Linked DNA regions of Mus musculus: region 1 is linked to region 2. The links are chromatin contacts, found by Hi-C or POLR2A ChIA-PET in ENCODE. All regions are on one chromosome and are shown on one strand. Each heading gives the region's core, a stretch centred on a gene start or an enhancer-like site at or near the end of the contact. The rest is flanking DNA. Distances are from core to core; before and after follow the strand shown.

Evidence for each region. A loop is a pair of places that touch in the nucleus more often than their neighbours do. ChIA-PET counts read pairs that join two places held with the same protein, here RNA polymerase II (POLR2A).
Region 1: a loop to region 2 is called in a map of Patski, with 12 times the contacts of the local background. The contact joins the promoter of F8 here to the promoter of L1cam in region 2. A Hi-C loop is called at or near these places in 1 of 37 maps with a recorded cell type or tissue (Patski). POLR2A ChIA-PET finds 5 or more read pairs at or near these places in 1 of 5 experiments (Patski).

What each region holds. Positions count from the first base shown.
Region 1 is chrX:75,377,069-75,381,430 of GRCm38, reverse strand. It overlaps F8 (coagulation factor VIII), which reads left to right and starts at 1,390. Exons shown (of 26, transcript NM_007977.2): 1 at 1,390-1,944. The coding sequence starts at 1,799.
Region 2 is chrX:73,877,753-73,882,320 of GRCm38, reverse strand. L1cam (L1 cell adhesion molecule) reads left to right here and starts at 1,487. Exons shown (of 29, transcript NM_008478.3): 1 at 1,487-1,627.

The DNA.
Region 1 (4,362 bases), core at 141-2,640, 1.5 Mb before region 2:
AATAGCACACATGTAACCTTCCAGCACTGTGAAATCTTGTCAGTGCCAGCTTGATTTCCCCATGTTTTATGACTCAACTATGTTGTGTCATCAGCAATACGATCTTAACCATGAAGTTCTGTAGATTGCCAAAAAATTGGCAGTACCTTATAATGTTTGGGGGTTTATGGAGCCAACAAACTCCAAAAGAGGTGACCCATTCCTGGCACTGGGCTTTATATTTGTTACCCTGCAGTGTTTAGTAGGGACATTGTCATCCTGATGTAGGGGTAACTCCATTTAAATTCTTATATATGTATACATGTATATTTTATTTAAAAAGCTTCTACAGTAGTAGGTTTTCATATTTTTTTCAAGTATCTTTAGTGTTAATAATCACTACCCATACTCACTTCTCTCTCCTGCCCTCCTATCCTTACCCCACGTAACCCTTCAACTTCTCCTGTTCCCTTTTCATATCAACTGCAGTATATCCCATTTCCCTTGAAATCTGCCTTCCCTTGTTGGCCCCTTGCTAGTTTCCTGATCTCTATGGATACTCCAATTTAAGACAGATATCTAAAGATTCAGAGTTAGCATTCACATGTGAGAGAGAATCTGAGGCATTTGTTTTTCTGGGTCTAGGTTACCTTATGGAGAATGATTATTTCCAGCTCTATCCATTTACCTGCAAATTTAATTTCATTTTTCTTTACAGCTGAGTAATAAATATTCCATTGTGTGAATGTACCACATTTTCATTATCCATTCTTCAGTTGGTGGATGTTGGCTCTTTCCTTTTTCATTCAATTATGAATTGAATGGCAATGAATATGGATATACAAGTATCTCTATAGTGGAATGTACAATCCTTTTAGATGTATGCCCAAGAGTGATATAGCTGGGTCATATGATAAGTTTGTTTCCAGCTTTTTGAGGAGGGAGGGTGTCTTAGTTAAAGTTTCTCTGGCTGTAATAAAACACCATGACCAAAAGCAACAGGGTTTATTTCAACTTATACTTCCATGTAATAAACAATTCACTAATCAATTTCACTGATGGAAATGAGGACAGAATCTCAAAAGGGCAGGAACCTGGGTGCCAGAACTGAATCAGAGATCATGGAGGAACATTGCTTACTGACTGATCATTATGTCTTGATCCGCCTATTTTCTTATACAATTCAAGAACACCTGTCCAAGAGTAGCTCTGCCTATGACTACCTGGGGCCTCCCATAGTAATCATTAATAAAAAAGCAACAGCAAATAAAACATATGGTACAGGTATCCTATCTGGATCTCTAGGCCATGTGGGCAGCTGGAAAGTTTCTGCGGAGAAAGTAGGCTGGAATCTGGTGAATCCCAAAGTGGAAGCTTTTACATTCCATGCAGACTCCAGAATCTTCACTATCTAGAGTTTCTTTGCTACAGGTACCAAGGAACAGTCTTTTAGAATAGGCTAGGAATTTAAATACACCTGAACGCCCCTCCTCAGTATTCTGTTCCTTTTCTTAAGGATTCAAACTTGTTAGGATGCACCCAGCAGGAAATGGGTTAAGCCTTAGCTCAGCCACTCTTCCTATTCCAGTTTTCCTGTGCCTGCTTCCTACTACCCAAAAGGAAGTAATCCTTTCAGATCTGTTTTGTGCTAATGCTACTTTCACTCACAGTAGATAAACTTCCAGAAAATGCTCTGCAAAATATTTAGGACTTTTTACTAAATCATTACATTTTCTTTTTGTTCTTAAAAGCTAAAGTTATTTTAGAGAAGAGTTAAATTTTCATTTCTTTAGTTGAACATTTTCTAGTAATAAAAGCCATGCAAATAGCACTCTTCGCTTGCTTCTTTCTGAGCCTTTTCAATTTCTGCTCTAGTGCCATCAGAAGATACTACCTTGGTGCAGTGGAATTGTCCTGGAACTATATTCAGAGTGATCTGCTCAGTGTGCTGCATACAGACTCAAGGTAAAAATCCTCTGTCAAGTGCAACATTGTGAAGATGTGATTTTGACTGTGTTTATTTGTATGACCCAACTCATACATATATTACAAATGATGAATTAAGGTTGTTTCTACTGACATGGAGAAAAGTCTACTAGGTGTTTCTTAGTGTAAAAGCATATAAATTATGTATAATATTCCATTTTTATAAAATTAATAATTACTAATCAAAACTCTGTGTGTGTTTGTTTGTGTGTATGTGTGTGAGAGGGTGGTAGGGAAAAGACATTCTAAGCAATTAGACTGCGTAGACTAAGGGGTCCAGTCAGTAATTTTTAACTTTTACAATGTTGTTGTTACACACATTATTTCTACACAAAAGTACACATCTACACAAAAAAAATAAACACATTCATCTCATTACCATTTGGAATGGAGAGGGTCTTTATCATATATTGTTATGTACTGTGTTCATTAACTCACCAATTCACTCATTTTGTGGTACTTCGGGTCTCCTGTTTTATTTATGAATGCTTTATCATTGAGATAAAATCCCAGACACATTACTGTTATTTTAGTGAATAGATTATCTGGTGGTATCTTGCTGGAACAAAGGACATAGTTCTGTTTTAGTTTTTTCTTTTGTTTTGTCTTTATATCTCTGGCTGGCCTGGGACTCACTATGAAGACCAGAATGGCCCAGAACTCCAAAATATCCACTTGCCTCTGCTTCCTAAGTTTGGGATTAAAGGTATGAGCCACCACAATCAGCTGTTTTAGTTTAAATTTTTAGAACGTTCAAGACTCTTCATGCATTTTGATCTTCAGAGCATGGGATTATACTTACCTCTGCATTTGCATCAGGAATAAGTCTAACATTATTGCTTAATTTTTTCCAGTCTTATAAGCATAGAATATTGTATCTTTAATTGTAATATTTTATTTGTAATGAGATTCATCATCTTTTAAAATGCGTGTTGGCTATCAGAGTTAATTTTTCAGACTTTACTTTTTTTATGTTTCACCCATATTTCTTTGGGGTCTTCCATTTTTTTTAGCTGCAAAAACACTTATTACATGTATTCATTATCCTTTATTTATATTATAATTTCTCCTAAGATTATCTATCTCTTGCCTTACTTTATAACTTACTTATGAAAACACTTAATTTTTATAGTCAAATATTAATTTTTCACATCCTTAGTTTTGACAGTGTTGGTTAAAATGTCTTTCACACCTCAAGGTTATATGTATGTCCTTCTAGATTTTGTTGTAAGAATTTAGTATTTTTGACTCTAATTTATCTTGACATTTATTTTGAATGGTATCTAGAGAGTGATCTATTTAGCTTGACTTCCATCTGTGTAAATAGCCTATCATAATTGCACCACCACATTCACCTCTCTAGCTTTATTTTTAATCATCATTAGTGAGTTTTGGTATTAAAGTTTGGTTTAATTTATCATATAAATTGGTGAGTATTCCATCCTTTTCTATAGAATTCTCTGTTATTTAAAAATTAGGCAAGACTTACTTATGATTCCATTTGTCCCCAGTGAGATTTAGGATAGTGTTGATAACATTTCCAGTGGAAAGCTCTTTTAGTTTTAACAATTGCTTTGCTACAGTGTTTTACTTTTTCATGAATCTTTAAATTGTCTGTAGTTACACGCCCTTAAATTCCTGTGTCTTTGCTAGTTATTTGTGAATAAGCTTGCCAAAAATTTCCCTGTTTTGTTTGTGGTAGTTCTTTAAAAGAATGAATTTGGAGGTTTTATTTTATTTGAGACAGGATTGCATGTAGCCCATATTGGCTTCCAACTTATTATGTAGATGATAAAGATGACTTTGAACTTCTGATCCTCATGTCTCTACCTCTTGAGTTCTGAAATAACAGGTATGCACCACAAAATTTAACATTTCTGAGTTGTTTTTTAATTTGAGGATTTTATACATGAGTAAATTTTATTTGCATCATTTTTACCCCCTATTTGCCCTTCCGACTTTCTCATGCACCCCCAAATATTTCCTCTCAAATTTATGTGTCCATTGGTACAGAATGCCTGTTCTGCCCAGAAGACACTATCCCAAAACAGTCATTCTGGTCCTTAGTCTCTTATAATCTTTCTGTCTACTTTTCCATTATGTTTCCTAAGTCCTAGATATACTTTATTACAGATTTCCCATTTGGGTCTGGTCCCCATGGCCACCTATTCTCTACATTTTGACTAGTTGTGGCTCTCTCTAATAGACTCTGTCTCTTGCACAAAGAAGCTTGAGATATCAGAGCTGTACTTACCTATGGTATAAGGATGGGTATTTAGAAGGCAGATGGAAACTATATTACTTTAGTGGTAGGGTAGTAGTAGATCTTCCTGTAGGGCCTGTTATCTCTTTAGCCAGAGGTTCTTGGCAAGGCAATGAATTCCCTTCAACTGAACA
Region 2 (4,568 bases), core at 238-2,737:
AGTGAAGAGAGCAGCTGGAGAGGAGAGGCCAATTTTGTGGCCTATCGCTCTTACATCAGTGCAGTCATGAAACTGATCTCAGTTCAGTGCCTCATGGAAAATACCATTCTCTGCCCAGCTAAAAAGGCCCCTGGCTTCGTGACCTAGCTGCCTGGCTCAGTCTCCTCTGCTGTCTCCTGGAGATTTGAACCAGTGAAGCTTCATGAGTACGGTCCGCAGCTTCATTCTGAATCCATCTGAGCCAAGTGGCAGGCCTGTAGAAGGAGTAGTGGCCTCTGAGCTCTTTGCTTAAGCCTCCACTTCATTCAGATGACTCTTCCTAAAGACTCCATGGTACACTTTGGATGTCTGGAAAGACATCCAGACTTTCACAGAGTGCTAGCAGGCATCCCCAAGTTTTTCTTTCATGGGAAGGAAGCTGGCAGGAGGTGATCATATGAGAAGGGAAACCAGGCCAGAGTGCCAAAAGTGTTTTCATGGGATCAGGGCATTGCACCACTGGGGGAGTGTTGGCAGGCTGAGCAGAGGACCTACAGAATGCTTCACTGAGTAACAGGCATGCTCATAAAAATACCATACCTACCAGGGCTGCAATCTGCCATCTGGGCCCTAGGCCTTCCTTGCCCTGCAGCTTCAGCTAGCTGGACTCACTTTGGAATTCCAGCCCCCTCTGCTTCGCCTCGCTTGGGAGGTCACAGCCCTAAGCCTGGGAGGGGGCGCCACTGGGAAAATCTCCTTTCCATAAGCTTTCCCCATAGGGCTGTAAGCGAGAGTAGGTCGACCAGGAAAGGTCAGAAAGAGGCCAATCCCGAGGACAAAGAAATAAGGCACTGAGCAGGAGGGAAGTGGGAGGAAGATCAGAAGTAGGGGGTTTCAGGTTGAAGGGCGCTCTCTCTGAGAACTTTCCCTTCTAGCCTAATCTGGGACCTAGTGTTTAGGAGGGACTGTATGGTGTGCCTCGCCACACCTCCTTCGCAGGCTGGGGACTCAGGTTCAGGCGTACATCCCTGAAGAGCCCTGGCTTAGCGTCGTGGCTGGGCAGGGGTTCCAAGAGGCGCTCTGCCCTGAGAGTGCGGATACATTCAAACACATGACCAGGGCGCGGCCCGGACCTAATGGTATATGAATGCCCATTACTAGCCAGAGCCCTCGAAGGCCAAGTGGAGGCGAGGTAATCTGGTTCCCAGTCTGGATCCTCTCCCCACTGTCCAGCCCCGAGATCCCGAGAATACTTCTGCAAATGACTTCCAATATAAGCCTCAAGGGCGGCGGGGATCCTTGATAGTGAGGTTGGGGGTCACTCTCATCTCGGGGATACTGGGACTGCTGGAGCTCCTGAAGAGGACCCCCCCCCCCCACGAGGTCCCTATCACGCGCGGGGCTCTGCGGCCAGGTTCAGATGAAACAAGGAACGAGGGTGTGGCGAGGCGGGGCCTGCTGCGGGGGAGGTGATCTCACTACCTCCCCCTCCCTCTTCCTCCCCCACTTCCCCGCGCACGCTGCCCCGCCCGCCGCCGCCGCCGCCGCAGCAGCAGCAGCAGCAACATCGCGTCGGCAGCGGCATCGCTGGGTGGCAGGTCCGAGGTCGGCGTGCACAGAGACTGAGCTGGCAACCTGATCGGCGCAGGTAAGGTGGGCTGGTTTGTCCCCTTGACCGCAGCAGCGACCATCTACGTTCCAGACCCAGCCCGCCTCAGGCTCAGAGGGAGTGGGTTTCGTGCCTCCTCGGTAGGAAGGCTGGAGCCCCACCCATGCATGCTAGGCACCGAGCTCTGAGCCCTGCGATCTGGAATGGGGTTGGAGAAAGTGGCTAGGTGCCAGAGCTCGACAGGTGAGGGGTAACTGGGCGGCTCCCCAAATGCATGCTTAGGGAGGGGCACAGGAGTGGTCAGGCAGGTTCTGTATGGGCAAGTGGAGCTGAAGTTGGCATATCCCTGTGGGTGTATGCGTGTGAGGAAGGAAATGTGAACCCAGCAGAACGTCCATCTAACCCAGTCGACCGCTGTGGGGTGTGGCTCTGGGCGTGGCTGTTCCTCATCCCCATCTAAAGTCCTGATTGCGGCTGGGGTGGGGGAGAAGCCAGTGTCTAGCATGGTGTGGGGGAGATTGAGCGAAGCTCCTCCGGTAATGGGAGGAGGAGAAGGATCAGGGATGGATGGGCGCTGCCTGCCCCTCCACCCCAAAGTGGGGAGGGGGCTTTGTTCTTCACCTCCTCCTTTCCAAATTCCCTCCGGGGATCCCCTCAAATGCACTGCAAAACCAGTCTCCTCTCAGGCACAGAACCTCCCTTAGGTTCTTTGGCCAATAAAGACTACACTAAGAGAGATGGTTTTGGGCACTCACTGATGTGCCTGTGGATGCACATGGGTGTGGACCATGGGTCCATCAGGTAAAAATAAGGGAAGAAGGGCCTCATTGGCTTAGGACAAGGGACTTCTGGAAGCAAGGTGCCTGGGACTCTTTCTGTAGAGACTGGAGCGATTTTAGACATTGTTTTATACTCTGTTTAATTATGGGAGGAGGGACGTTTCCATACCTTATTCCCTTCTATCTGGTTCAGAGTTTTAGGGTGTTGATTGATAGGAAATGAAAAGAATAACAGATATAGCCCACTGCTCCTCCTGATCTAGTGTCTATAACCCCTATCCATCTGTCTCAGGGAGGCAGGACCACCATCTGTCTGGGGGCCTGGCACCCCTTTCAGGTAGATGTCTTGATCCTGATTAATGCAACTCCAGTGGTAGCGGTTACTAGCAGCCCAGTGTTGTCTTTGCTGACTCACATGGCCCTTGTGGTGAATAGATCCAGCAGCCTTTCTTCCCACCTTTATGGTCCTTTAGTAGGGTGGCTAGGGTGGGGCTTGCCCAAGGCCTCAGCTCTGATGGACCCCTTGCTGCAGATGGTGGGACTTGACAACCCTAGCTTCTTACCTAGCCCAACATCTACGCAGCACTGTATATACTTGCTTACCATTCAGGCACTAATCCTTCAGTCACCCTCAAGGGTCTGTGGCCACATGGCGAATTGGTGACAGGGCTGGGACTGGGAACTCCCCACTTCTCTGCCTCCTTGCTGTATTCCAAAGTCTGTCATTCTCTATTATTTTTTGTGTGTACAATCCCCAAAGCAATATATCTTGATATTTTGTTATAGTACATTTGAAAAACACAGGAGCAACTTACTGAAATACATTTGAAATAGAGAACAAAAGAAATTAGGAATTGCCTGTGATCTGATTACCAAGGAGGGGGAAACACATTTGACATTCATCACAGCACAGCACTCCTGGATAGCTACTACCTACTCCCAAGAGACTCCTCCCCCAGTGCCCAGCCTCTAGCCTTCTGCAAAGCACCATGCACAGGCATGGGGGCTGTTCACAGAATGACTGCCCAGGGACTGAGTATCCATGAGTGGGTAGCCATTTGCTAGATAGATTTTCACTGCTGAGTGCTTGCTTGGGCCAGAATGCACATGTAAGTAACCAGTCACCAATACCATCCTTGTCCTTTTGAAATACAGATTTCCCGTTTATTTCCTTCATGATAATTTGAAGAGAAAAAAGAAGACAGTGAAGGAAGGCTAGCAGACAGGGGAGTCCTGCTATGCTCCCCAGTTGGCTTCTTCCAAGTCTGTACTCTTCTGTCACTGAGAGATAGCTACTTTCCATGAGAAACACTTTCCATGATTGGCTAAGCAGGGTGAAGAGGACATATTGGCTGTTGATCATTAAACTGACTGGCCCTCACCTATTTTGAGCTTCAGCCACCACTCCTCTCCTCTCCTCTCCTCTCCTCTCCTCTCCTCTCCTCTCCTCTCCTCTCCTCTCCTCTCCTCTCCTCTCCTCTCCTCTCCTCTCCTCTCCTCTCCTCTCCTCTCCTCTCCTCTCCTCTCCTCTCCTCTCCCCTCCCCTCCCCTCCCCTCCCCTCCCCTCCCCTCCCCTCCCCTCCCCTCCCCTCCCCTCCCCTCCCCTCCTCTCCTCTCCTCTCCTCTCCCCTCCCCTCCCCTCCCCTCCCCTCCCCTCCCCTCCCCTCCCCTCTCCTCTCCTCTCCTCTCCTCTCCTCTCCTCTCCTCTCCTCTCCTCTCCTCTCCTTTCCTTATGTTTTTCATTTTTTTTGAGACAGTTTCTCTGTATAGCCCTGGCTGTCCTGGGGTGCTCTCTTTAGACCAGGATGGCCTCAAACTCAGAAATTACCTGCCTCTGCCTCACAATTTCTTTCTTTGGGGGGGGGGGGTTCGAGACAGGGTTTCTCTGTGCCGTCCTGGCTGTCCTGGAACTCACTCTGTAGACCAGGCTGGCCTTGAACCCAGAAATCCGCCTGCCTCTGCCTCCCAAGTTTTGGGATTAAAGGTGTGCGCCACCACCACCCGGCCACAATTTCTTTACTAGTTAATCTAGTACTCACTATGTAGCTGAGGCTGATCTCAAGCTCAGAGCAGCACTCATGCCTCAACCTTTCCAAATGCTGGGATGATAGGCCTGTGCCACCACACCAGACTTGAGCTTCAGCTTTGCTGGCTATCATGTGAGGAGTGGTGGTTCATTGATGTATGCAAGATCTCTTTCA